2 separate regions of the Homo sapiens genome follow, and region 1 is linked to region 2. Evidence: read pairs that join two places in POLR2A ChIA-PET (ENCODE). Cell type or tissue: PC-3. All regions are shown on one strand. Each heading gives the region's core, and the rest is flanking DNA. Links, peaks and the distances in the headings are about the cores only.

Region 1 (12,226 bases), core at 5,250-7,749, 320 kb after region 2:
CTTGCTCTGTTGCCCAGGCTGGAGTGCAGTGGTGTGATCTTGGCTCACTGTAACCTCCACCTCCCAGGTTCAAGCAATTCTCCTGCTTCAGGCTCCCGGGTAGCTGGGATGACAGGCGGGCACCACCATGACCAGCTAATTTTTGTATTTTTAGTAGAGTCAGGGTTTTACCATGTTGGCCAGGCTTTGATCCACCCACCTCAGCCTCCCAAAGTGCTGGGATTACGGGCATGAGCCACCGCGTCCAGCCTGCCTGTGGGCATTTTGTCTTTCTCCCTCTGTCCCCACTCTCACATCCCACCTCACATGCACAGAAGCTATTCCCTCCACCCTTCTTCTGTGCTTATTCTTGGAAAAAGACACAACAAACCCATGTACACTCATGCTGGTGATAAGACTGTTACCTGCTCCCCAGCAAAGCCTAAGCTGTGGTCACAGTTACAAAGGCCTATGGAAATCCAGATTTTTGTGCATACTTTTCTGATTTTTGTCTGTTAAAAACCAACCAGTGTGTGTTAAAATATTTTGTTCATGGGCAGCCTCTGGCCCACAAGACAGGGGAGAACGCCATGTGACAACAGAAGGTGGGAGGGACCTGTCAGAAGCCAAGGAATGCCAAACATGGCCAGCAAACCACCAGAAGTTAGGCTGAGTCAAGGAAGGGTTTTCCTCTGCAGGCTTCAGAGGGAGGACGACCCTGCCAACACCTTGATTTTGGACTCCTGAGCTCCAGAACCAGGAGACAATAGACTTCTGTGGCTTTCAGCCATTCAGTTGGTGGTGTTTTGTCATGGCAGACCAGCAAACAAACACAGATTTGATACTTTATGTCCTCTGGCCAAAGGTCGGACTTTAAGAAGTCACAGGGAGGCAGCTTTGTGTGCCATCTTGGAGGCCACCAGCTGGCAGGATGGCTCCATTCACATGGCCCGTCTTGCAAGAGGGTCCCAGGGCATTTAGGTCATTGAGTGAGTGTGTGCTCCCAGGAGCCAGCAGGGCATCTGGCATCACAAAGACATCCAGAAGTGAGTTTGAATTCTGTTTTCTCAGATGCCACAGCTCTCTTTAAGGACTCTGGCCCAGACTGTATTGGGGACTCACCTGCTGAGCCAGAATAAAAGTGCAGAAAGTGCACCCCAATCGCTGCCTCCCCTGAGAAGAGAAAGCCCATGGAGAGGGTGCTGGCTGGGACTCTGCCCGGCTGCACATGGACTCCTGCCTTCAGAATTGGCTTGGGGCTTTTGATAACAGGATTTCAAGGAGAGTGTCTGGGTTTATGGAAGTAGGGCCTCTAGACTGATAGCGGCTGCTTCTTCTTTAAAAAAAAAATCCTCTCTGAGCTAGATTCTAACATCAAGTCAGCAGGCAGAACCATTTTAAGAGGACAGGGCATGGTGGCTCACACCTGTAATCCCAGCACTTTGGGAGCCCGAGGCAGGTGGATCACTTGAGGTCAGGAGTTCGAGACCAGCCTGGCCAACATGGTGAAACCCCCGTCTCCACTAAAACTACAAAAATTGGCTGGGCATGGTGGCGTGTGCCTGTAATCCTAGCTACTTGGGAGGCTAAGGCAGGAGAATCACTTGAACCAGGGAGGCAGAGGTTGCAGTGAGCAGAGATCACGACGCTGCACTCCAGCCTGGGCGACAGAGCGAAACTCCGTCTAAAAAAACAAAACAAAACAAACAAACAAAAAAAAAACAGGACAGGACAGATCTGCTGAGAGCTAGGGTCACAGGATCCAGAACCCGAGCAGGGTCTCAGGTTGCATGGAATCAGGAATCAGCCTGAATTATTCCTCAGAGTGGACACAGAAGAAACCCAGGTGGAAACCAAGTGTGGATGTGTGGCTAAAGAGGGAGCAAGGCAGCCCCAGCCGAGCCGCGTGGGCGGATCCCAGGTGCAGGCAGAGCGGCAGCCGCAGGACTCAGAGGTTAGGTGGGCTCTGGAAGTGGGTGCCAGGCAGGGCAAGGCCCCGTGCGCAGTAGAGAGTGTCAGTCAAAGCAAGCGCACTGGGGACTTGTCCCTGTGGGGAGTTCTCATGTTGTGGCCCAAGGGTGGAGAGTTGGGCTAAAGAAGCAAGCTCAGGCCAGATTGGGCACAGTGGCTCACACTTGTAATTTCAGTACTTTGGGAGGTTGAGGTGGGAGGATCACTTGAGTCCAGGCGTTCAAGAGCAGCCTGGGCAACAGAGCAAGACCTTGTTTCTAGAAGAAATTTAAAAAATAATGATAATTAGCCAGGCATGGTAGTGTGCGCCTGTAGTCCCAGCTACTCCAGAGGTTGATGGGAGGATCGCTTGAGCCAGGAGTTAGAGGCTGCAGTGAGCCATGATCATGCCACTGAACTTGAGACTTGGCAGCAGAGTGAGATCATCTCTAAAAAATAAAAATAATAAAAAATAATAAGAAAATAAAGAAGCAGGCTCAGGCCAGAGAACAAGAGGAATGGGCCTCTTATCTCCTCTGCATGACTGAAGAGAATTCTGCTCATGTCTTTCACAGGCAGAGTGGCCGGGTAAATAGATACAGGATGCCCAGGGCACTGAGAGCACGGGTCCACGCATCCGGTTATCCTGCATCTGGCCTTTGCCCGTGGAGCTTTCAGTCATGGCCTCCGGTAACATGCACATTGGAAAGCTCACCCCTGACTTCAAGGCCACTGCCGTGGTGGATGGCACCTACAGGGAGGTAAAGCTGTTGGACTACAGAGGGAAGCACGTGGTCCTCTTTTCCATCCTCTGGACTTCACTTTTTTTTTTTTTTTTTTAAACAGAGTCTAGCTCTGTTGTCCAAGCTGGGGTGCAGTGGCTCGATGTCAGCTAACTGCAACCTCTGCCTCGTGGGTTCAAGCGATTCTCTTGCCTCAGCCTCCCAAGTAGCTGGGACTACAAGCACATGCCACCTTGCCCTGCTAATTTTGTATTTTTAGTAGAGATGGGATTTCACCATGTTGGCCAGGTCAGTCTTGAACTCCTGACCTCAGGTGATTTGCCAGCCTCAGCCTCCCAAAGTGCTGGGATTACAGGTGTGAGCCACTGAGCCTTGGACTTCACTTTCGTGTGCCCCCACAGAGATCATCGCATTCAGCGACCATGCTGAGGGCTTCCGAAAGCTGCAAAGTGCTGGGGACCTCGGTGGGCTCAGTTCACCCACCTGGCTTGGATCAACATCCCCCGGAAGGAGGGAGGCTTTGAGTCCCTGGACACCCCTCTGCTTGCTGACGTGACCTGAAGTTGTCTGAGAATTACGGCGTGTTGAAAACAGACGAGGGCATTGTCTGCAGGGGCTTTTTTTTTTTTTTTTTGAGACGGAGTGGCCCAGGCTGGAGTGCAATGATGCAATCTCGGCTCACTGCAACCTTCGCCTCTCCGGTTCAAGTGATTCTCCTGCCTCAGCTTCCCGAGTACCTGGGATTACTGGAGTGCGCGACCACGCCTGGCTAATTTTTGTATTTTTAGTAGAGACGGGGTTTCTTCACGTCAGTCAGGCTGGTCTCGAACTCCTGACCTCAGGTGATCTGCCTGCCTCGGCCTCCCAAAGTGCTGGGATTACATCTGTGAGCCACCACGCCTGGCCTGCAGGGACCTCTTTATCATCCATGGCAAGGATGTCCTTCCCCAGATCGCTGTTAATGATTGGCCTGTGGGACACTTTGTGGATGAGGCCCTGCGGCTGGTCCAGGCCTTCCAGTACACAGACGAGCACCCGGAAATTTGTCCTGCTGGCTGGAAGCCTGGCAGTGACATGATCAAGCCCAGCGTGAATGACAGCAAGGAATATTTCTCCAAACACAACTAGGCTGGCTGATGGATCATGAGCTTGTGCCCCTCCATGAGTGCCCTGTGTTGACCCAGGAAAGGCCAGATCTTCCTCTCTAAACTGTACAGCCTGGGACCCTGGAGAGCTAGGCCAAGGCCTTCTCATGCTTCCAACTGGGAGCTGGTGAATAGTGACACCCTCCCCAAAACCCACCCAGCTGCACACAGACCTGGAAATGACCAATAAAGTATTAGGGACAGAAAATAAATAAATGAATAAATAAATTAATTAATTAAATACAGGACAACCAGTTAAATCTGAATTTCAGATAAACAGTGAATAATTTATAATGTAAGTATGTGCAAATACTCCATGGGAGGCCCGAGCATGATGACTCGCATCTGTAATCCCAGCACTTTGGGAGGCTGAGGCAGTGTTTGAGCCAAGGAGTTAGAGACCAGCCTGGGCAACATAGAAAGACCTTATATTTGAAAACATTTAGAAATTAGCCAGGCATGGTGTTGTGCGCCTGTAATTCTGGCTACGTGACAAGCTGAGGCAGGAGGATTGCTTGAGCCCAGGAGGTCGAGGCTGCAGTGAGTTGAGATTACACCACTGCAGTCCAACCTGGGCAACAGAGTGAGGCCTTGTCTCAAAAAACAAAGGCAAAACAAACAAACAAACAAACAAACAAAAAACTCAATCAAACCAACAAAAAAACAGACATTGCATGGGACATATTTATATACTAAAACAATAAATAATTCCAATGTATATCCTAAAAATTGCACAGGACATCCTTATACTAAAAAATTCTTCACTACCTGAAATTCTGATATAACTGGGTATCCTGCATTTTCATTTGCCAAATCTGGCAGCCATATCCCAGGCAACAAAGAAAGCACCTCGGCCGGGTGCAGTGGCTCATGCCTGCAATCCGTCTCAAAAAAAAAAAAAAGTACCTCCTTCAGCATCACATTTTGCATCGACACTCAATAAATATCCACATCAAGGAGGAAAAAAAAGCCACCGGGCTGCAGAGAAGAGCAGGGTTATTGGAACCAGCAGAAACATGGTAAATTAAACTCCTCTTCCTGCCTCAAGCATTGAAGGTCATAGTGACGACAACTCTCTAGAAACTCAACCCAAACAGCTCCAGACCAAACCCGAGGAAGTCGCAGGAGTTTTCGACTTCTCTTATAATTACTACCCGAAGGCACCATATTGAATGCAGCTTGGGATGCCAGCAGCGTGGTTTGGGACGAGGCCCAGTGCAGTTTTTCCCAGAGCTATTATAGGGAAGTAGTCATGAAACAAGACGGATGCGCTATGGTTGAGAACTGCAGAGCTGACCCAAAATATTTCTAATGTGTGGAACTAGCTGGCAAGCGGAGAGCCTGAGAAAACAAAAAGAGCTGCTTGACTGCTTTGAAATGCCCAGATCCTCGAAGTGTGGCTTTTCCTTCATGCTATTAGCTGTGTTCCAACAGGCAGAGAGCCAAGGGAAGAATTCCAGTGGGGGCCATCTTGGCAGGCGCACAGTTTGGCCTTGACAGCTTCATTTGAAGGGCAAGACAGGGTGAGAAGGAGGGAGGGCCCGGGGGAATCGGGAGGCCAGAGGACAAGCCCTTACCTCTGTGGGGTGCCTCAGAGGGTCACCAACACTCACAAGCCACTCACTTCTTGCAAAGACTGCCTGAAACAGGTACTGTTTTCTCCATTTTACAGACGGGGAAAGTGATGTTTCCAAAGTTATCTAGTGGCTTAGAATTCAAACTCAACACTTTTTTTGTTTTGTTTTGTTTTGTTGAGGGGGGAGGTCTTGCTATGTTGCCCAGGCTGGACTCAAACTCCTGGCCTCAAGCAATCCTCCCTCCTCAGCCTCCCAAAGTGCTGGGATTACAAATGTGAGCCACCACTCCCAGCCTCAAACCTTTTTTATTCATACTTTTTTATATTTATAATAAATATATTATACTTTTTAATTTATTTTTTGCATAGGTAATATATTCACATGGTTCAAAACCCAAAATATACTTAGGGATATAGTGGAAATCCTGTCTCCCTGGGCCCCAGCCTCCTGCCTCTCCTCTGCAGAAGCCCTTGATGTTTTTCATTTCTTAAGTAACCTTCCAGAGATTTCTTTCTTTTCTTTTTTTTTTGAGACAGAGTCTTGCTCTGTCACCCAGGCTGGAGTGCAGTGGGCACAATCTCAGCTCACTGCAACCTCTGCCTTTCAGGTTCAAGTGATTTTCTGGCCTCAGCCTCCCTAGAAGCTGGGATTACAGGCGCCCGACACCACGCCCAGCTAATTTTTTGTATTTTTATTAGTGACGGGGTTTCACCATGTTGGCCAATTTGGTCTTGAACTCCTGACCTCAGGTGATCTGCCCATCTCGGCCTCCCAAAGTGCTGGGATTACAGGCATGAGCCACCACGCCTAGCCCAGAGAGATTTTATAAATACATATTTTTCAGCTTTTCTTTTTTTAGACAGATGATATTTACTATACACACTACTCTGCTATTCTCACTTAAATCAAGGTCTTTCAGTCTTGATCTAGTGCTCCATCTTTTATTATTATTATTATTATTATTATTATTATTATTATTATTATTTTAGAGACAGGGTCTCACTGTGTTGCCCAAGCTGGAGTGCAGCCATTTCTCTTACCGTCTCCTGTCTCTGAAGAGCAGGAGGAAGTAAAAGTTGAAAAACAATAGCAATGAAGTCAGTGGCAAGACCAGCCGGTGCCACTGATGACCTGGCCTGAGGTTAAAAGATTAACGCCCCCCCACTCTAACCACATGTGCTCTCAATCCATCACGACCCTTTCTTTCACGTGGACCCCCTTAGAGTTGTAAGCCCTTAAAAGGGCCAGGAACTCTGTCTTCGGGGAGCTGGGCTCTTAAGACGTGAGTCTGCCAACGCTCCCAGCCGAATAAAAACCTCTTCCTTCTTCAATCCGGCGTCTGAGGAGTTTTGTCTGCAGCCAGTCCTGCTACATTTCTTGGTTCCCTGACCAGGAAGCGAGGTGATTAAGGGACGGGTCGAGGCAGCCCCTTAGGCCTGCCCTGTGGAACATCCCTGCAGGGGACTCTGACCAGCTCGAGCGAGGTGGATCCTGAGAGGGCTCCCGGGTAAGCAATTGCCCCGGTGGAACGCCTCATCAGAGCAGTGTGTGGCAGGCCCCCGCGGAGGATCAACGCAGTGGCTGAACACTGGGAAGGAATGGGCACTTGGAGTCCGGACATCTGAAACTTGGTAAGACTGGTCTTTGGAACTTGCTCGCTCCATTTGAGTGGAAGCATGGCCTGATCACCCACGGTGTGCCTGTACCGGCACTTTGGTTCTTGTTTTTGACTTGACTTGAATTGCTTGATACTATGGTTTTGGTTTTGACCTGGCTTGGATTTCTGGATACTCTGATTTTGGTTTTGATTCTGGCCTGGTGTAAACTGAAAAAGTGTGTGTGTGTCCTTTTTACCCATTCTTTGTTCTGTGGTGTGCGTGTGGTATGAGTGTGGTGTTTTGTCTTCAGGAAACATGGGTCAGACAAAAGTAAGCCCACTCCACAAGGAGCTATGTTGAAAAATTCCAAGGAAGGATTTAGTGGAGACTATGGGGTTACTATGACACCAGGGAAACATAGAACTTCGTGTGAAATAGATTGGCCAACATTAGAAGTGGGTTGGCCATCAGAAGGAAGCCTGGACAGGTCCCTTGTTTCTAAGGTGTGGCACAAGGTAACTGGTAAAGGATACCTAGACCAGTTCCCATACATAGACACTTGGTTACAGCTGGTGCTAGACCCCCCACAGTGACTAAGAGGGCAGACAGCAGCAGTGCTAGTAGCAAAGGGACAGATAGCTAAGGAAGGATCCCGCTCCACCCGCCCAGGGAAATCAACACCAGAAGTTCTGTTCGACCCATCATCAGAAGATCCATTGCAGGAGATGGCACCAGTGATCCCAGTGGTGTCCTCCCCTTACCAGGGAAAGAGGCTCCCCACAGTAGAGCCCACAGTGCTTGTGCCTCCGCAAAACAAGCATATCCGTAGGCCACCCAGAGTAGACAAGAGAGGAGGTGAAGACTTGGGAGAAACCCCTCCCTTAGCAGCTCTTTTATGACCCAAAACTGGGATACAAATGCCCCTGAGAGAGCAGCGGTATACTGGGATAGATGAAGATGGTCACATGGTGGAGAGGCGTGTTTTTGTGTGCCAGCCCTTCACCTCTGCCGACCTTCTCAACTGGAAAAACCCATCCTATACTGAAAAGCCACAAGCTCTAATTGATTTGCTCCAAACTATTATCCAGACCCACAACCCCACCTGGGCTGATTGCCACCAGTTGCTCATGTTCCTCTTTAACACAGATGAAAGGTGGAGAGTGCTCCAAGCAGCAACTAAGTGGCTAGAGGAACATGCACCAGCTGATTACCAAAACCCCCAAGGGTATGTAAGGACCCCGTTACCAGGAACCAACCCCCAGTGGGACCCAAATGAAAGAAAGGATAAGCAAAGGCTAAACTGATACAGGGAAGCTCTCTTGGAAGGATTAAAGAGGGGAGCCCAGAAGGCTACAAACGTTACTAAGGTCTCTGAGGTCATTCAGGGAAAAGAAGAAAGTCCAGCACAATTCTATGAGAGACTGTGTGAGGCCTATCGTATGTATACTCCCTTTGATCCTGATAGCCTTAAAAATCAGTGCATGATTAACATGGCTTTACTTAGTCAAAGCGCAGAAAACATTAGAAGAAAACTGCAGAAACAGGCTGGGTTTGCAGGGATGAACACATCAGTTATTAGAAATAGCTAACCAGGTGTTTGTAAACAGGGATGCAGTAAGCCATAAGGAAAACCGCAAAGAGAATGAATGTCAGGCCCGGCGAAATGCTGACCTGTTAGCTGCAGCAATCAGAGGGGTCCCCACAAAGAGGCAAGGGAAGGGGGGTCCTGGGAAAGAAACTCAGCTTGGCTGTCAGAGTTTGCAGCGTAACCAGTGTGCTTATTGTAAAAAAAAAAAAAAAAAAAAAAAAAGACATTGGAAGAACAAATGCCCTCAGCTAAAAAGAAAACAAGGTGACTCAGAGCAGGAGGCCCCAGACAAGGAGGAAGGGGCCCTGCTCAACCTGGCAGAAGGGTTACTGGACTGAGGGGGACCGGGCTCAAGTGCCCCCAAAGAGCCTATGGTTAGAATGATAGTCGGGGGTAAAGACATTGATTTTCTTTTAGATGCCGGTTCTGAACATTCAGTAGTAACCGCCCCAGTCACCCCCTTATCCAAAAAGACTATTGACATAATCAGAGCCATGGGGGTTTCAGCAAAGCAAGCTTTCTGCTGGCCCCGGACTCGTGCTGTAGGAGGACATAAAGTGATTCATCAGTTTTTGTACATGCCTGACTGTCCCTTGCCCTTGTTGGGAAGGGACTTGCTTAGCAAGCTGAGAGCCACTATCTCTTTTACAGAGCATGGCTCTTTGCTGCTAACATTACCCAGAACGGGAGTCATTATGACCCTTACGGTTCCCCGAGAGGAGGAACGGAGACTTTTCTTAACTGAGCCAAGCCAAGAGATAAGACCAGCTCTGGCTAAGCGGTGGCCAAGAGTATGGGCAGAAGACAACCCTCCAGGGTTGGCAGTCAACCAAGCCCACGTACTTGTAGAAGTTAAGCCTGGGGCCCAGCTGGTTAGGCAAAAACAGTACCCGGTCCCCAGAGAAGCTCTTAAAGGTATCCAGGTCCATCTCAAGCACCTAAAAACTTTTGGAATTATAGTTCCTTGTCATTCTCCATGGAACACTCCCCTCCTGCCTGTTCCCAAGCCAGGGACCAAGGACTACAGGCTGGTACAGGATTTGCGCTTGGTTAATCAAGCTACAGTGACTTTACATCCAACAGTATCTAACCCGTGCACATTGTTGGGGTTGTTGCCAGCTGAGGACAGGTGGTTCACCTGCTTGGACCTGAAAGACGCTTTCTTTAGTATCAGATTAGCCCGTGAGAGCCAGAAGCTGTTTGCCTTTCAGTGGGAAGATCTGGAGTCAGTTATCACTACTCAATACACTTAGACCCGGCTTCCCCAAGGGTTCAAGGACTCCCCCACCATCTTTGGGGAGGCATTGGCTCGAGACCTCCAGGAATTTCCCACCAGACACCTAGGCTGTGTATTGCTCCAGTACGTTGATGACCTTTTGCTGGGACACCCCACAGCAGTTGGGTGCGCCAAGGGAATGGATGCCCTACTCCGGCACCTGGAGGACTGTGGGTATAAGGTGTCCAAGAAAAAAGCTCAGATCTCCCGACAGCAGGTACGTTACTTGGGATTTACTATCCGACAGGGGGAGCGCAGCCTGGGGTCAGAAAGAAAGCAGGTTATTTGCAATCTACTGGAGCCTAAGAGCAGAAGGCAGTTGACAGAATTCTTAGGAGCTGTGGGGTTTTGTAGACTGTGGATCCCAAACTTTGCAGTATTAGCCAAGCCTTTGAGGTCACAAAGAGGGAGGACCGGGAAATTTTTGAATGAGGATCCCAACAACAGCAAGCCTTTCATGAGTTAAAGGAAAAACTTACGTCAGCCCCAGCCCTGGGGCTACCCAATCTGACAAAGCCTTTTACATTGTATGTGTCAGAGAGAGAGAAAAGATGGCAGTTGGAGTTTTAACCCAAACTGTGGGGTCTAAAGGATGGCCCATGTTTGAGGGCCTTGGCAGCAACTGCCCTGCTAGTGAAGAAGCAAATAAGCTGACTCTTGGGCAAAACCTGAACATAAAGGCCCCCCATGCTGTGACTTTAATGAATACTAAAGGACATCATTGGCTAATGAATGCTAGACTCACCAAGTTCCAAAGTTTGCTCTGTGAAAATCCCCATATAACCGCTGAAGTTTGTAACATCCTGAACCCCACCACCTTGCTCCCGGTATCAGAGAGCACTGTCGAGCATGATTGTGTAGAAGTGTTAGACTCAGTTTACTCTAGCAGACCTGACCTCCGGGACCAGCCTTGGGCATCAGTAGACTGGGAACTACACGTGGACGGGAGCAGCTTCATCAACCCACAAGGAGAGAGAGGTGCAGGGTGTGCGGTGGTAACCCTGGACACTGTTGTTGAAGCCAGATCATTGCCCTAGGGCACTTCAGCCCAGAAAGCTGAACTCATTGCTTTAATTCGGGCCTTAGAACTCAGTGAAGGTAAGACTGTAAACGTTTACACTGATTCTCCGTATGCCTTTTTAACCCTTCAAGTGCATGGAACATGATATAAAGAAAAGGGCCTATTGAACTCTGGGGGAAAAGACATAAAATATCAACAAGAAATCTTGCAATTATTAGAAGCAGTATGGAAACCCCACAAGGTGTCAGTTATGCATTGCAGAGGACACCAGCGAGCTTCCACCTTGGTGGGTTTGGGGAATTCCCTCGCTGACCCAGAGGCTCGAAAAGCAGCAACTGCCCCCTTCCGGGCATCAGTCACAGCCCCTCTGCTCCCTCAAGCACCTGATCTTGCACCTACTTATTCTAAAGAAAAGGACTTTCTCCAGGAAGATGGAGGACAAGTGATGCAGGAAGGATGGATTTGGTTACCAGATGGGAGAGTAGCTGTGCCACAGCTGTTAGGAGCTGCAGTTGTACTGGCTGTGCATAAAACCACCCATCTAGGCCAGGAGTCACTTGAAAAGTTGTTAGGCTGGTATTTCTACATCTCACATTTGTCAGCCCCTGCCAAAATAGTGACGCAGCAGTGTGTTACCTGCTGACAGCATAATGCGAGGCAAGGTCCAGCCATTCCACCCGGCATACAGGCTTATGGAGCAGCCCCCTTTGAAGATCTCCAGGTAGATTCCACAGAGATGCCAAAGTGTGGAGGTAACAAGTATTTACTAGTTCTCATGTGTGCCTACTCTGGGTGGGTGGAGGCTTATCCAACATGAACTGAGAAAGCTCGTGAAGTAACCCGTGTGCTTCTTCGAGATCTTATTCCTAGATTTGGACTGCCCTTACGGATCGGCTCAGATAACGGGCCGGCATTTGTGGCTGACTTGATACAGAAGACAGCAAAGGTATTGGGGATCACATGGAAACTGCATGCCGCCTACCAGCCTCAGAATTCCGGAAAGGTGGAGTGGATGAATCGGACTATCAAAAATAGTTTAGGGAAAGTATGTCAGGATACAGGATTAAAATGGATATAGGCTCTCCCTATGGTATTATTTAAAATTAGATGTACCCCTTCTAAAAGAACAGGATATTCCCCTTATAAAATATTAGGCCCCCTCCCATATTGCGGGGACTTCCAGGCACTCCCCGAGAGTTAGGTGAAATTGAGTTACAGTGACAGCTACAGGCTCTAGGAAAAATTGCACAAACAATCTCAGCCTGGGTAAATGAGAGATGCCCTGTTAGCTTATTCTCCCCAGTTTACCCTTTCTCCCCAGGTGATCAAGTATGGATTAAAGACTGGAA
Region 2 (12,226 bases), core at 4,635-7,134:
ACAAGAGTGGAAGACTCCATGGAGGGATGTGTATGTGCCTTCGTGTGCACACATGTGTATGCGTGTGTTTTTCAGATTTTTAATTTACTGCTTGCATAAATTTTTTAGGCTGCAAAATACTACAAAACTGTCCACTGTGACTGGATACTGAACTCTGAAACCAATACAACACAGAAGAGACTAGAAACAAAATTCAAAACTATTTATCCCTGCCTGCCCTTTGGGGCTTCTAGAGTCAAATCTGCCAGCAACACATCTTAGTGCCTAAGACTGCAGCCCAGGGGAGACATCTGCCCTGCAGCTGAAAACTGATAAAACATAGAGAGGGACCCAAAGGACACAAAGTCTTTACCCAGCTCAGTGGGACTTTTCTAAGCTTAATATTTTAAAACTGCTTCATACAAGCAGCAGCTAAATCCCAAGGGCCAGCCCCACGCTCCGACAGTTCTCTGAAATGCTATGACATTAAGTGCAGGCTTATTCTCTGGTGCCACAGCATGGCTGGTGCCGGCTGACATGGCCCAGGGCAGCTGCAGGAGGGATTTGTGCTCAAGGTTTCAGGCATGTTAAACCCTTCAACCACTGCCAGTGCACAGGAAATCCCAAAATTCTTAACTGGTGGCTTATTTCAAGAACTAATCTAGGGAATAAGGACAAAAGATGTACCTTGACAGTCTCACTCTCATTTCTCAGGGTCATCACTTACGGGGTATAACAACTATGAAAAGCCTTTATGTTTGGCCACATCTTAGTGACTGATGGAGATCAGACCTTAATTTAGCACACACAGGTCTGCTAGGACAAGAGCATTCTCAGTGACAAAAACAGTGGAATTCAATTTCTCATACAGTTTATGAGTTGTAAGGAATCTAATTGCTGAATAGAGGTAAAACTACATGTTTTATTTATTTATTTTAGAAATAGGGTCTTACTCTGTCGCCCAGGCTGGAGTGCAATGATGAGATCCTGGCCCACTTCAGCCTTGAACTCCTGGGCTCAAGCAATCCTTCTGCATCAGCCTCCTGAATAGCTGGGACTACAGGCGAGTGCCACCACACCCAGCTAATTTTTTATATTTTGTAGTGATGGGGTCTCACTATGTTGCCCAGGCTGGTCTCAAACTCCTGGCCTCAAATGATCCTCTCGCCTTGGCCTTCCAAAGTGCTGGAATTACAGGCATGAGCCATCACACCCAGCCAACACTATTTTTATTTTATTTTATTTTATTTTATTTTTATTTTATTTTGATTTATTTTATTTTATTTTTTGGAGACACAGTTTCACTCTGTCACCCAGACTGGAGTGCAGTGATATGATCTCGGCTCACTGTAACCTCTACCTCCCAGGTTCAAGAGATTCTCATGCCTCAGCCTCCCCAGTAGCTGGAATTACAGGCGCATACCACCACGCCCAACTAATTTTTGTATTATTAGTAGAGACGGGGTTTCATCGTGTTGACCAGGCTGGTCTCGAACTCCTGACGTCAAGTGATCCACCTGCCTCAGCCTCCCAAAGTGCTGGGATTACAGGTGTGATCCACTGTGCCTGGCCAAGACTACATATTTTAAATGAGCAAAATAAAGCCTCTACATTATGCTAAATTTACTTGTAACCCTGGATTATTTACCAAATTTTCCAAAACAGGTATCTCTTACCATCTGACCAGCAGACAGTATGGCTTAAAGAAAACAGCATGAAATAAACCAAGATACGCAGAATCTAGAAGTCGCTCTGCAGCTGCGGCTGGGAGCAACTAAGTATCTCTGCAGGTGCCTGTTCTCACTGGGATATTAAGAAACCAAGCGTTTTAAAAAGCAGACATGTGGACAAACGAAAGGTTATCAGCTGATGAGCAGATTTTTAGAGCAAATTATTAAAACGTGTTACTATATCTGACATGTTCTAATTCTTCCCCGTTTTATTTTTAGATACCATTTTACTACTAAGAGTAAAACTCCAAGCTAAAATCCAAAATGGAAAAGAAAATCTCTTTAACTGATTAGCTCTTGGGAGAATCACCAGGACAACACAGAACCGGGATAAGAGTATATGTTGTAGGAACTAGGCCAGAACCCCCAAAACATAGCGAGACGCAGGAACAGTCACAAAATAGCATTCTTCACAAAACAGGCAAGTTAGAAATAACTGAATATATGGTTATCATATGTAACCACTCACAGTCAAATAAATTGTTTTACCTAAATAAAAACCATCAATAACTCCTCATTTTTGTTTTTGGATTAGTATAGATGAATGACTACAATTAGCTAAGCATTTTTTTGTAATCGTGATTAAGTCCAGGTACATGAAAAACAAACTCAACTCCCTGATGAATAATTTAGAAAATAATATACTTTATTACTGAAATTTTGCCCTAAAGCTTTCTCTGCTGTCCAAATAATTTCCCAACTGCATTTCAAATTAAACTCCTAAGTTTTCACCTCTCTCCCCAGGGTGTTTTTCTGCATTACAACATATTTTAATATGTTTAAATGATAGCAATGCTATAAAGTGTTATTTCTCACTGCAAACAGATTAATATCACTTCATACCTCAGAGAGCATAATAGTAATAAGGTAATAAAACAAAGCAGGATCATCACCACTAATAACCTGAGAGGGAAGTCCTGCTAAGACTTCATCTCTATCACGGAATATTCTTGGTCATTACTTAGATGGGAGCGTTTCCCACATCACATCTCTAATTCAGTAATTGCTTTTCGTGTGCGTGAGACAAGGTCTCGTTCTGTCGCCCAGGCTGGAGTGCAATAGCACAATCATAGCTCACTGCAGCCACCACTTCCCTGCCCCAAGTGATTCTCCTTAGTGATTCTACCTTAGCCTCCCAAGCAGCTGGGACCCACAGGTATATGCCACCACCTTCAGCTACGATTTTTTATTATCATTATTTTTTTGCAGGCTGACAGGGTCTCCCTATATTGCCCAGGCTTGCATGCACTTTTATATAATTACTGTCTTCCTCCCCAAATTTCCATATACCTCTGATGGTCTCATAACATGTTTGACATCAGAACCATACAACTCCCACTTGGGTATTTATTTTTTGGAAGTGTGAACATATTTGCTTTTATTTCAGCAAAGAGCTTTATTAACTACTCATTCATTCTGACTGCTATAGTATGCTTTAAAGAAGGCTTTTTATACCTGGAACTTCAGGATGTCTGTAGTTAACCAGAATCACGTTTTGAAGATCCATCCATTATTCATCCCTTCCTGTGAATAACCTCACAATGTTCATTATTTATTATAAACAACAAGTCATAAGCTGGAGTCTAAGCCCATGAGGACAGGGGCTTTGTCTCCATTCACTACTGCATCCCAGCATCTGGAAGAGCACACCGCACACAGTAGTATGTACTCACTGAAGGGAGGAGCGGATGAGTTAAACAGGGAAGGTCACTTCAAAGTGTCCGTTTTGCACGGGTTTCGCAAAGCCAGCAGTCCTACTGATAAGACTCCACAAATTTAAAGTTGTTCTGTATTCTAACACATAAATAGTACCAGGGCAGTAACAACGAAAACGTTAAGGACTTTTCAAGCCCACAGAAAATACAAAAAATCTGTCACAGTTTATATTCCAAAAAGTTCTTTTTTTCTAGTTTTTCTCTTTTAAGCTTTGCTGGGCTTTAGACTGCACCTTTTCTCGATGCAGTCAATGCACCACACTTAACGTGTAGCTCTTTTTTTCCATTATCATAACTTAAATTGCACTTCTAATTATCTTTTAGCTAAAATGCAAGCAAACATAAAGCTTCCCTTTCTATCTTCTCATCCATATTTGTAGTTGCTAAGGCCTATTTGAGAGAAATCGTAGGGTAGGTCAGTTTTTGCAAATATTCAACCAAGAAATGATAAATATATTTGGAAGCCTAGCTTTGTATTGTTTGAAGCTAGCAGCTGGAGTAGGGATATTTAAGTGCTGCTTCCTGGGCCCAAATTAAAACCTCAGAGAATGGGATCAAAGAGGAGGGTGCAGTGAGACCCCTGACATTTCATTATTCTTCTCTGTACATGTAGATATGTGCCAATTCTAGACAGGAGTCCAACATACAAATAATATCTGAAGTACTCAGGAATCTGTTTATAAATAGAAATATCTACTTCATCCCGGGATCGCCATGCGGCCTGCACATGAGTCTGAGGACTGCATTTGATTTATACAAACAGACTCAAACCTCGTCTTAAAATGCATATGTGAACCCCAGATGCAAACCTATAAAGCCCAGTTGAACTGCAGAGCAACTGTAATAAATGCAATAATGTTAAGTCAGCTTCAAAGACATTCTTCAAAGAAACTCCAAAAACTTTCATGAATGTTTTATAGTTATTTTTAATATTGATGTATTTCATCTTAAAACCAATGCCAAGAGCTGCCGTGAATGGCTCATCTTTTCATGCTGGTGTGCTGCTTGGAGTCTCTCAGAAGACCAAAAATTACTTCACAATACTGCAAGATCTAAACCAGTGGCCCCCAACTTTTTTTTGGCAACAAGGACCAGTTTCATGTAAGACAATTTTTCCACAAATGGGGGCTTGGGAGGATGGTTTCAGGATGAAACCATCTGGCCTCCGCCTCAGATCATCAGGCATTAGTTAGATTCTCAAAAGGGGCGTGCAACCTAGATCCCTCACACACAGTTCCGCTAACACCGATGCTGACCTGACAGGCGGCGGAGCTCAGTCAGTAATGCTCCCTCCCCTGCTGCTCACCTCCTGCTGTGCAGCCTGGCTCCTAATGGGCCATGGACCAGTACCACACAGTGGTCTGCGGGTTGGGGACCCCTGATATAAACAATACTACACAATGTGAAAATCTATGTCCTTGTATGTGACATTTTTAAGGAAGCCCAGCAATCTCAGAGGGCCAGTCACTTCACACATCCTAGATGAACCAGGAGTCCTGCTGTTCTCTGGGGAATGGCCAGGATAAACTCATTATGGTCACTTACAAATGAATCCTCCAAACAAGGGACACCATCATCATCAGTTTTAAATATGGCTGTGGAGCTACGTCTGCTAAGCATTAAATGAACCAAGTTTGGGAGATTCCTGAACTTTGATGGATTTATAGCCCCAAAAGTCACAGCTGACAGATGACTGTACAAGTAGCCAGTAAAGGCCAGGCATGACATGAGCATACAGAGACATGCATCGCTTAACAGGGGCACACTCATTCTGAGAGACGCATGGCTTGGGCACAGGACTCACACCTGTAATCTCAGCACTTCGGGAGCCAAGGAAGGAGGATTATTTGAGCTCAGGAGTTTGAGATCGGCCTGGGAAACACAGCAAGGCCTTATCTCCATAATTAATTAAGGTAAAACAGAAATGTGTGATTCAGGGATTTCATAGTTGTGCCATCAGGCTAGAGTGCACTTACACAGACCTAGAGGGTAGAGCCTCCTACACACCTAGGCTACATGGCATAGCCTCTTGCTCCTAGGCTACAAACCTGTACAACGTGTTATTGTCTTGAATACTGTAGGCAACTGGAACACAATGGTAAGTATTTGTGCATCCAAACATAGACAAGGTACAGTCAAACATATGGTATAAAGGGTGAATGATGGTATGCCCATGCAGGGCACTCACCATGAATGGAGCTTGCGGGACTGGAAGTTGCCCTGGGTGAGTGAGTGAGTGGTGAGTGAGTGTCGAGGCCAAAGGCATGAGTGTACACCACTGTAAACTTTAGAAACACTGCATGCTTAGGCTACACTACATTTTCTAAAGATTCTTTCTTCCACAATAAATTAAACTTAGATTACTGTAACTTTTTTACTTTATATACTTTTAATTTTTTCAACTTTTTGACTCATAATAACACTTGGCTTAAACACACACACATTGGACAACTGTACAAAAATATTTCCTTTCTATCCTTATCCTATAAACTTTTTTCCATTTTTAAATTATGGTTTTTTACTTTGTAAACATTGTTGGGAAAAACTAAGACACACACACACACACATTAGCCTAGACCTACACAGGGTCAGGATCATCAACATCACTGTCTTCCACCAGCACCTCTGTCCCACTGGAAGGGCTTCAGAGGTGACAGCACACATGGAGCTGCCATCTTCTGGAAACCTCCTGAAGGCCCTGCCTGAAGCTGTTTTACAACGGGCTTTTTTTTAAAGAAGGATGACTCTCTAAAATAACAATAAAAAGTACAGTAAATACATAAGCCAGTAACAGAGTCAAAGATTGTCATGATCAAGCACCATGCACCGTGCACAACTGTATGTGCTAGACGTTTATACAACCACAGCACAGTAGGTTTCTTCACAGCAGCATCACCAAAGACACCTAAGGACTGCACTGCAGGTCGACACTACGACGTCACTAGACAATAGGAACTTCTCAGTTCCATTATAATCTGACGGGACCATTGTGGTTTATGTGGTCCATCACTGACTGAAATGCTTTTATGCTGCACGTGACTGTATTTGTATTTGCATGTGAACTGCTAAGCCAAAGACAGCACATGCATCTTGTGGGGTGACGAATAGGGTGTGCAGTGAGACCTGTGTGCCTGGGCAGGGGGAGAACTCTAAAGATGAAGTGGACATTTTTTTTTAAGTTGCTTCAATGATTACAGAAAGCCAGACAAAAACTGAGTCTTGAGGATTGCTCTTAGAAATTGTCTTCATAATCAATTCACACATGAAGGTACACATTGCCAGCACTTAGGTCAGAAAGCACAAAAGAACACTAAAATGAAAAACCAAAAAGTGCAAAAAGAAACACAGTCCAGCCGGGCACAGCGGCTCACGCCTGTAATCCCAGCACTTTGGGAGGCCGAGGTGGCCGGATCACCTGAGGTCAGGAGTTCAAGACCAGCCTGACCAACATGGAGAAATCTCGTCCCTACTAAAAATACAAAATTAGCCTGGCATGGTGGCATATGCCTGTAATCCCAGCTACTCGGGAGGCTGAGGCAGGAAAATCGCTTGAACCCAGGAGGCAGAGGTTGTGGTGAGCCGAGATTGTGCCATTGCACTCCAGACTGGGCAACAAGAACGAAACTCTGTCTCAAAAAAAAAAAAAAAAAAAAAAAAAAAAAAAAAAAAAAGGCAGTACACTGGCTCACACTTTGGATGCACTTCACTTCATGGTGGCGAAGGAATCACAGCCGCCCGCACAAGGCTGAGTGTGTGAGGAATTATGTGTTCCAGCTTCACTTTCACAAAATTACATGGTCCCAGCATCACTTTGACAAAAATTAGATTTTTGCTCCAAATGGCAAAAATCAATTAGTCAAATACTTTCCATGTCTTCTTTTTGTTGTTCTAAGAATGACACACACGTCCTCTTAAGACTAGTCTTTCTCTCACATACTGAGCACTCACAACCCTTTGATACTCCCCACTAAAGGGCATGTCACAGGCTTTCTCTGTGCAGAGGAAGAAGCCTGCACATAAAGAAGAGAAAGTGGGAAACGGATTTACACCAGGAATTGGTGAAGCCCCTTCCCTGCCCACCAGCCAGACGTGGGTGTCCCCTAGACAGAGACTACTGCTCTGGGCAGGAAGTGTGGACAATGAAGCCAAGGACTGCATTTTCTACAGCCAACCGCAGTCCCTGAAGAGGGGCTTGCAGTGAAGACAAAAACCATAAGCACTGCTGACAGATCAACAAAGGCCAGGCCATGCTGGTTGTTTTTTTGTAAGCGACGTTAATACAGTATGCTGGTAAGAGACCCGAGCTTTGCAAAAACTGTATCATATTAGTTACTTAGACCCATTTCATCATGGATAACAAGGAATTTTCTGTTTTTGGTAGAACAAAGTGGACAATTTGGCCACTTATCTTCTGCTCATGCTTTGGATTTCGACACAATTATTTTTTCCTAAGAAAGCTGTAAGTGAAATTCCCTTATTCCAGTTGTACCATACAATCACCCTCCTGGCAAATTTTATACTTCAGAGTGCAGTCACTTCATTGCTTAATGACTGGCCCCTAAGAAGTTCCAAGAAGCAGGCACAGTATCTGTTCTTGCTTAACAAGCAATCCCCACTGTCAGTCGCAGCATCTGACCCACACGGCCAGCATTTTTTCCTCCGGGTTCTCACTGAGCTCCCAAGCAAGCTGGCTGGAATTTGCTGTTGTTAGAGACAGGGTCTCACTATGCTTCCCGTGCTACATCTGAACTCCTGGGCTCAAGTGATTCTCCCACCTCAGCCTTCTAAGCAGCTGGGACAAGAAGCATACGCCACTGCACCAGGCTCGCTGGCTGAAATTCTGTAAACACTAGCCTCTCTTCGTGTGTGATTTTGGGACAGGTTAACTACTTTGCTGGTCCACTACCAGTCATCAAGAAGTATGTCAAGGAGCAAGGACAGAGGCTATTGGCTGAGATGAAAAGAATAATGGCCCAAGAAGCTTTCACATATGGGTGTGATGGGGAGAGGGGTCTTACTTTCTTAGGCAAGTCACATTTCACTTTCTTCCCAAGCTAACCACCAGAACCCAGAAAACAGGGAATGCGTCTAGTTTGAGAAGTTTGCTGAAGGACCACTTAGATGGTGAAGCCAGCAGGGTAGAGATGTGATAGAAATACGACTCCAAGACAGTCAATATTCTTCAAGTAACAGACAATAGCATAGATACGGATGGATCGGCCTCACATAAAAACAATGCCCTTACTGAAATGCACGCTGTTTGGGGAATGGATCACATCTCACTCACACCTAACAAGGAAATGACTGCCCTCTCGCAGTGTGCTGAGGATTTCCCTAGAAGACTCCATGAGGAAAAGACAGGCATGCATATACATTCTAGAAAATGAAAATACGTTAGTGCAAGGCAGACTGCAACCATAACTAACCACCATGTGAATTCTTTAGTTATAAGAAGGAGCTTACATATAAAGTTAACAGTGCGTAAGTGGGTTAGATTTTGGCTGTTATATAAAAATTTGCATTTCAAATAAACAATGAGTAGCTAAGGCAAATGGATGAGCCCGGAGGACATTTAAACGGAAGTGCTCATTTTAATGACAAACCTTAGAGCTCTAAAGGAAGGGAGGGGGCACAGACTCGCAAAAAACAACAACAACAACAAAAAAACACACATGCTTAAGAGAACAAAGTGTGTTATGTGTTAGCATGGATCACTTTCAAGGATGAGAAAGGTTTGGAGGGTCTTATATAAGTGATAGTAATCAGAAAAATGGTATTTTGGGCTGTTACAAGGACTGTATTCTTTAGGGGGGAAGCAAATTACGTTCGAACATTAAAAAAAGATAATATCTGAGAGTAGAACCCATTGAGGAAAACAGCCTGTTTCTGATACTAAAATGTGCAACATGTGATGTCCTTCTAGAGCCCCTGACTCACATCATGCTCTCTTAGACAGCAAGGAAGAATCCCACTGGCTTCTTCCCTCACATCCAATAATACTCTTTCCTCAGTCCCTCAACAAAAACAGGTTCATCACGTTTAAGCACTTGAAAAGCCATACATCTTCACCTTTGCCCTTGTTTTGACAAACTTTCTCTTCTCTGAAGAAAAAAGAAAAAAATGCTCCCACAAGGAACACAAAACCAGCATGTATAGCACGAGATACCACATGAACCATGATGATGAATCCAGGTTTGCAAGGTAAAGAGGAAAAGACTCAGACCAACATCACACTTTTATATAAAAATGCATTTGAAACTGCCAGGTGTGGTGGTGCACCTGTGGTCCCAGCTACACAAGAGGCTGAGGCAGGAGGATCACTTGAGCCCAGGAGCTCAAGGATGCAGTGAGCTATGTTCGCACCTGTGAATAGCCACCGCACTCTAGCCTGGGCAACATAGCAAGACCTCGACTCCAAAAAAAAAAAAAAAAAATGTATATGAAGATGGGATTTCTGGCCTTGATCATTCCAGAAGACCCTGAGATAGCCTCAGCATGTCCACTGGCTTAGATTTTGCTCTTTTTGACTTAGATTACTTGGAGATGTGATTACAGGGCTGAAAGAGAAATGTTTGTGCCCATGTACACAGACATGCACACCAATTATGGTAAGATGCATGCTTATACGTTGCTTCACATTAAGACAGAGGTGCATTAACAGAAAAACTCACACCTTGTCTTTATTAATTGCTTGAATATTAAACTGACAACCTTTATACAAACATGAATGTAATTGCATGGTTCTAATGGGGACTAGGTGTAGATAAACACATTTGGTGCCAGTAAAACTGTAAAAAAAAAAAAAAAAGTTCAAAGAACTACTGTAAACATTATTCCACTACTGGCTCCTGGGAAAGAATTTGCAAATACAAAAAAATGGCAAGAATAATAGCTAACATGTATAAGGTGATATCATATAACAATGTTTTCACCATCACAACATCCCATGCAATCGGTACAATTGTTATCATGATTTTACAGACGTGCTAAAAGGTTAAGTAACTTGCCCAAGGTCACACAGCCAATAAACAGCAGGGCTGAACTTCGAACTCAAGCCAACAGAATCCAAACTCTCTGCTCTAGAATCCAAGCTGCACTGCCTGCCTTTCTATGGAAAAATATCTATAACTCTCTACAGAATGGCACAAGTTCAACAGATGAAAAACAAAAATAGAGTTCCAGGTTCCACAAAAACTCCTGCATTGCTAAGTTATATCACATTGAACACAAAAACCAATCACAATCTACTTCTTACTTCTCCATTTCCCACAACCCATTTGCCCTGCAATCACAAGATGCTCCAAGTTCACCTCTAATGTGGAGCTTTCAAGATCTTCCATCCTACAGCTCCTCCCAAGTCACTCTCCCGCAGACACTCTGCCGTGATATGGACACACACTGCACCTTTCCACATCTATGCTTTCCTTAATTCCGATCAATGTCCAAAACAATTTTGACCCCCACCTTTTCTGACATTGCCATCGCTCCGTGACTGCACACACCTGTTACCAGCTTTCCCCATCTACACTCCCGTTGCCTTACAGTAAGAACCATTAAATTAGCACTTAAAAATTACCTTATATTCTTGTTACGAAAACGGACGTGCCCAGGACAAATCCTTTTTCTGAGTCCAACATTTCCACCCACCATTTGCTGAGCACGTCAACAACTTTTACAGTAATAGTTGCAATTTGAACCTGTTAAGGAAACAGCTACTCCCTTTATCTAGTATCAAGTGACTTTTATGTGCCTTAACACACTTGCTCTGCAATCCTACCTGTGTTATAGTTACAATTTGAAGACGAGGTTTGTTCAAAGGAAAAATAAACTTAACACCCTATCAAATCATTACAAAGTGGAGTTCGAATTGTATGCAACATAAAGGTATATATGAGTTTCTCTTCTAAGGCCCCCATTTAGCTTTTTTCACAATGCACCTGTTTGTCTATAAATTGTTCTAGAATATTAGTTCACATTGATTTGTGTGTTTTATGTATAACACACAATAAGCACTGCCCTAGCCTGTGTTACTCCTGATCATACATGACTGTGGGTGTGTGTGAGATGGAGAGAAGTTCATGACATCACAACCAACCCTGGAGAAAAGTGCAGAATGGGGAGGAGCATAAATTACCAGCACACGATTCATACTCCAAAACTCCACTCTGATGTCTGGCTTTCAAGACCTTCCATTTTATGGCTCTTCCCAAGCTATTCTCTACCAACCCCGCAGAAGAGGGCAGAATGCAGAGGAGAGTAAATAAGGGGATGAGAACGCTGACGAATATAGCCATTGTCCCTTCCTCAAGAGCAGTAATAAAGTTACCTTACAAGCTGTTTAACCAAGAGCCTGGAGGATGACAATACAAAGAGTAGACACAAGGGGGAGCCAATGGGTCCATCTTAAAAGTAACTGGAGACCAGGAAATTGGGCTTTTAAGAACTTTAAATTCCACAAACAAGCCACAAAATGGGAATGAATGAAGTCTAAGAGTAACAACAGATGCCATGAAGGAAAGCAGCAAAGAGCAGGAGACACTGAGATTTCTGATTTTTAAATTCAGTTCTGAACTGAATTAAAAAACCAAAAGAATTTTTTTAATCGTGTTCTTCAACGTGAACTCAAAAACAAACAACATTTGAAAAGGATGACTTGGGAATGGCTCACTCACATACTAGCAAAATGTCAAAATTTTTTATGGTATACAAATTTGATGTTGAAGAAAAAAGTAAAGAGTAATTTTTAAAATTCCCTGCCTTTGTTAAACTTACTTAACACCACTGCCCCCCATAAACCACAAA

The links. ChIA-PET counts read pairs that join two places held together with the same protein. Peaks named below come from ENCODE experiments on the same cell type or tissue, not always from the same donor. Only the 100,000 strongest peaks of a DNase experiment are listed, where the experiment ranks them.
Region 1: POLR2A ChIA-PET joins it to region 2 with 5 read pairs; 4 of 35 experiments call an interaction of 5 or more read pairs at or near these places.

The regions. Positions count from the first base shown.
Region 1 is chr10:34,962,460-34,974,685 of GRCh38, forward strand. LINC02635 (long intergenic non-protein coding RNA 2635) reads left to right here and starts at 10,559. Exons shown (of 2, transcript XR_001747419.1): 1 at 10,559-11,629; 2 at 11,714-12,226. It also overlaps the pseudogene PRDX2P2. In PC-3, for the core only: no CTCF peak of the experiment used is centred there; no DNase peak of the experiment used is centred there.
Region 2 is chr10:34,643,955-34,656,180 of GRCh38, forward strand. The region is part of intron 2 of PARD3 (par-3 family cell polarity regulator); the gene reads right to left. Among named protein-coding and RNA genes, the nearest start is that of PARD3, 170 kb to the right of the region's middle. RefSeq lists an enhancer at 5,300-5,399 and a silencer at 6,343-6,542. In PC-3, for the core only: no CTCF peak of the experiment used is centred there; a DNase peak (open chromatin) is centred at 5,647.